Regions from separate parts of the Homo sapiens genome. Here region 1 is linked to region 2. Evidence: chromatin loops called from intact Hi-C (ENCODE). Cell type or tissue: heart left ventricle. All regions are shown on one strand.

What was found. A loop is a pair of places that touch in the nucleus more often than their neighbours do. Peaks named below come from ENCODE experiments on the same cell type or tissue, not always from the same donor. Only the 100,000 strongest peaks of a DNase experiment are listed, where the experiment ranks them.
Region 1: a loop joins it to region 2, with 2.4 times the contacts of the local background. A loop is called at or near these places in 3 of 110 quality-filtered maps.

Annotation. Positions count from the first base shown.
Region 1 is chr3:193,896,457-193,898,956 of GRCh38, forward strand. No RefSeq gene overlaps it. Among named protein-coding and RNA genes, the nearest start is that of LINC02038, 54 kb to the left of the region's middle. In heart left ventricle, no CTCF peak of the experiment used is centred here; a DNase peak (open chromatin) is centred at 1,015.
Region 2 is chr3:193,804,114-193,806,613 of GRCh38, forward strand. No RefSeq gene overlaps it. Among named protein-coding and RNA genes, the nearest start is that of LINC02038, 39 kb to the right of the region's middle. In heart left ventricle, no CTCF peak of the experiment used is centred here; a DNase peak (open chromatin) is centred at 1,528.

The DNA.
Region 1 (2,500 bases), 92 kb after region 2:
CAACCTGAGACTCTGGGGAGATGCCAGCATGACTTGTGGGGAGACCCCTGCCCTCGAACATACTCTCCAACCCAGCCATCATCTTACCCTGCTCAGGGACTCTATGGGATGAACGTCGTTAGTGAGGCCGGTGAGGGACACACACATTCCTAAAGCTCACTTTGGAAGGCAAGTCTCATCTTGTCTCTTGTCTTTTCATTTTAACAAGCTAGAGGGAATCTTGCTGTGCTCCGAAGTCTCTCTTGTCTGGGGGAGAAAATAATACTAAAGTGCTCACTATTCAAAATGAAATCCTTAAACACAACATGAGTGTCACCTGGAGCTCGTTTGCAATTCTGATTTCAGGGCCCCACTCGAGACCAACTGGATCAGCATCTCTGGGGGTAGGACCCAAGAATCAATGTTTTAACAGGCTCTCCAGGTGATTCTTATGCACATTGAAGTTTGAGAAGCACGGATTTAAGGAACAGTGTAGATAAGTCAGCCTCTCTTGAGTTCACTTGCTTCAGTCTAGAAAGTTTAGGTGACTTTCTAGACCTGGGAACAGGAAGTTCATTCTAACACTCAATTGTGAAAGCCATCATTTCAAAATATAGAAGATTTCTGGAGACTCCCACATGGACCAACCAGGAATAATCATAACATAAATTGAGCTTAAAAATATAGCTATTTGGACTGACCTACTTTATCAGCTTATTTGATTGCAGGCAAAAGAAATAGAATCTTGCTATCTTAAGCACAGAAGGAATTTAGGAGAAGATACAGGACTGCTTACAGAATCTGAATCAGAATCAGAAGAATCAGTCTCAGAAAAGCCAGGAACCAAGGCAGGACCTAGGTAAAGAAACTACTGGAAACTACTGGAAAATCTGGATAAGGAGCTGTTGCGGTGCTTAATTGACTATCACAGCTTTCTGGAGCGGCCTCTGCCTATCTGAGATGCAGATTCCCGAGGGAGAATCCGATTGGCCATGGCACGGTCACGTGCTAAGCCCTGGTCAGTGCAAAGCCGGAAACCTTGAGGGATGGTGCTAGCGCCCGTCCAAGGCTGTACACAGTAGGTGCTGGATGGTTCCTCCGAGCAAAATCAGGCACAGCTCCCAGGCATGAGGGGATGGAGCCAACAGGCAAAACAGTGGATGCTCCCTGCCTCCCCTGGCTAGCTGAGTATAACTGGACATCAGCAGGAGAAATACAGATGTGGAAGCCTTCAGAGAGATGAAAGGAAATGTGAAAGTTTTCTTAGAGTGGCTGGGGGAGTTCAAAGGCTAGGAAAAACAGAATGGAGACAACAGTATGATTGGGTGTAGTTGTGAAGGCCAAAGAGGATGGCCTGAGGTAATGACTTCAAGAAGCCCAGCTCCTGGAAGCTGACAGGGTCAGATGCTCTGTGTGCCCCTGTGGGAGGGAGGGAGGTGCAGATTCAAAGAGATGTCTGTGAGAGAAAGTCAAGGAGAGGCAGAGAGTGCAGGCGTCCGGCCTCCCTAACACACGCCTGTAATCTGAGCACACAGAAAGAGAGGACAAGCTCTTCCTCAGAAGCACGGTGCGGAGGTGCTGGGGTGGGCGGCTGGAGAGCCGGGAAGGCGGGCTATCATCGGCATTCGGGTTAAGAGTGCATGCAATGTGACAGCAAGGACCTAAAAGAGACACCAGTGCCAGGAGAGAGGAAGGAAGGAAGGAAGGAAGGAAGGAAGGAAGGAAGGAAGGAAGGAAGGAAGGAAGGAAGGAAGGAAGGAAGGAGATTTCATAGCACTACATGTATCTATATTGTACAACTAAATATAGAAAAAGAAACACATTTCTTTGTGGTATTTGCTCATTTTTATATAGTAGGTACTTTTAATGTACATAGCAGGAATTTATCTATCATTGTTTAATGACAGCATTCAAAGAGATATGTATGGTTAGAGATATAAAACATATATAGTTATTTTACATTTTAATTTATTTGTAGCTAGCCAAAATAAATTAGCCTATCAAAATAAATAGCCTATCAAAAGTTATATATCTAAAATACTTTGGCTAATAGTGGCACGAAACACCATGAAAATCTGACACTTCCCTAAGAAAAATCATGAACAGTTTCAATACCAGATAACACAGGGCCAATACCTTAGTGTTTATTCCACACTGACCCCAATGCAGTAAAGTGAGAATGGGGTCTGTGAGAGCCACCGACCCAACAGCTACACTAGGCTGATTTAAATCAGAAGGCCAAGGTCCTGCATTTCACCTACTCTGATGCTTTTATCCCCTGAGGCCAGTACAGCATGAAGTTCTGATATCATTCTTTTGAGTAGGGCGGGGGTGGGCAACAGAGAGCAACAACAGGCCCAAGGCTTTGGCAAGTCCTTTGGGGGTGGAATGAGGACACCGTCTTTGAAGGCCCTATTCCCTCCAGTGGGCCTTCCATCTGGCAGGGAATTGAGATGGTCTCTCTTGAACCCTCAAGAAGATTGTGACCCACAAACTAAAGGCTGACAGTCTAAGTAAGTTC
Region 2 (2,500 bases):
TTACCAGGTGTGGGATGCTCCCATCACAGGCAAAGGAAGCAGGGCTATAGAAATGGTTTATTCCCCTATAGCCCTGTAGTATAGAACAGATGTCACAGCAGTTGCCCAGAAAAATGGTGACCAAAGCATTTTCATGTACATCTGATTAGCCGTGAAGGCTTAATTGTTTCTTAAATGTTTGTTGGAAAAGAATACTTTCTAGTGAAGAAGAAAGAACAAAAAATGTGCACCACAGACCATGAAATCATTTCTGCTCCGATCGTTGAACATCCAGTGTCTTTTCCTTTAAAGGATTCAAATTAACCTGGGACTTATAGAAGTTTTGTCACTGTTGCATGAAACACTGATTTCATTAGAACTCCCAGAACTTCTCTTCCACTGCACCGCGAGCTTTGTCTGTGACAGCTTATTCACTCTCTCCTCCCATGCCTAGCCACAGGCTTGACCCTAGGTTGCACTTAGCAAGTGGGCTTTGAGTTGAAAAAACGCAGACTTGGAAGCTGCATTGTTCTCGCCTGAGGTGGATAAATATTGAGGTGGTCAATCAACCTTTGTGGCCCACCATCCCCTGCTCCCTGCAGCCCACCTGCACCAATGATGGCTGTGCAGATCCATGGTGGGGCTGCCCAAGTTTCTCCTCAGCTTCATTCACTTTATCCAGAATGAGAAGGAGAGCCAGGGTTAGGTCAGGTTTTGACATATGATAGTTCTGATTCCATGAAGTAAGTAACTAGCTAAACCATTACAGAATATTGGGTATTTGTGGAAAATCTGCCATTTGGTTTCCTTAGACGGTGATATACAATTCTGGAGAGGTGTGAATATCAGGATTGACTTATTTTGGTCTATAACCCTGTACTATGTTCTAGTAATAAAAATGATAAATCCTATATGTAGAAACAAAGGCTAGCAAGTGCCCAAAAGACAGGGTAGAAATGGATGAAAATTGCAGACTTAAATCTGGATTCCTATGTATATCATTTACCCATCAGATCCTAATGAAATGCTAACACAGGACTCCTAAGATAAATATCTCTGATGTTACATTATATAAAATGAGGTTTATAATAAAAATTTTTAAGATTAAGATTGTTGTTTGGTGGGGGGAGGGATAGCATAAGGAGATATACCTAATGTAAATGATGAGTTAATGGGTGCAGCACACCAACATGGCACATGTACACATATGTAACAAACCTGCACGTTGTGCACATGTACCCTAGAACTTAAAGTATAATAATAAAAAAAAAAAAGAAAAAAAAGAAACTGGAGATATTTTCTGGTTTATATGACTTTCTAAAAGGCATTTTTAAAGTATAATCTATATATCCATGATGCATATTACGGCATCCAAATTTACAGGCTTATTTTTAAATGAAAGAAAAAGAAAAATCTATCAGAAAAAGTCAGAGCCGGATGGAGCCTTTATGTGTAGATGGTCCACGCTGTCTGTAAATAAGCAGGTTGGCCTTCAGCAGGGGTTTCCAAACTCTGGTTCTTGGACCGGGGCCAGCTCCCGCTGCCTGCTGCATCACCTTGCAAACTTATTAACCAGGCAGATTGCCAGGCCGCATCCCTGGAGGCTCTGAGTCAGCCAACTCAGTCTGGGAACCATTGGATTTAAGGCGCTTTCCCAGACATGAGATTCAAGAAGCCTGTGACTCCAGGCTTATCCCTGTCCTTCATCACTAAGGATGGTCAGCGTGAGGATAAAAATGGCATTAGGTCCATCTGTACTGGGACTGGGCCTCTGTGTTAGAAAGGACTTTGGGTCCTCAATCGTTGTTGAAACTTTTTAATTCATAAGTGACACTTTTCTGGTTGCCATATACAAACCTACAGCTCTAGCCACACTGATCTCATTCATTCATTTGTTCACTTGTATCACAAACATTTACTGAGTGCCTACTGAGAATGCAGTTGTCAGTTCTGCTTTTAAGTCCAGTGACAACAGCAGGCACGTACACAGATTTATGACCCAATGATTATGGAGAAAGAGCAAAGTATTAGGGTAGCATCTAGAAGGAACTATCATGATCCATCCCCTAGGGATGAACACATTTCCACTTCAAGCTGAAAAACGAAAAAAATTGCTGGGGAGGCAAATAGACAACCCAAAGTATCTGTCAACAAGGCCATCACAATCATTCAGTAAACCATGTTAATTTCTTAGTTCATAACTGGACCATGGTTATACGAGATGCCAACATTAGGAAAGCTGGGTGAAGGGTGTATGGGAACACTCTATATTATCCATTATCCTTGCAAATCATCTATAAGTTTAAATTTTTAAACAAGTTTTAGAAAATTATCATTTAGATAGAGAAGACAAGGGAGAGACCCAAGGTAGTGACTGTGGGGATAGCTGAGCCAGGCATTTTTGAGAGATTTAGGAGGTAGAATGAAGAGAATTGAGGCATTGTTCAAGTGTGGAAGGATGAAGGAGAGGGGTGCTTTGACCAATAGTGGGACATGGGGCATGATTCCCTGGGCTAGAAGA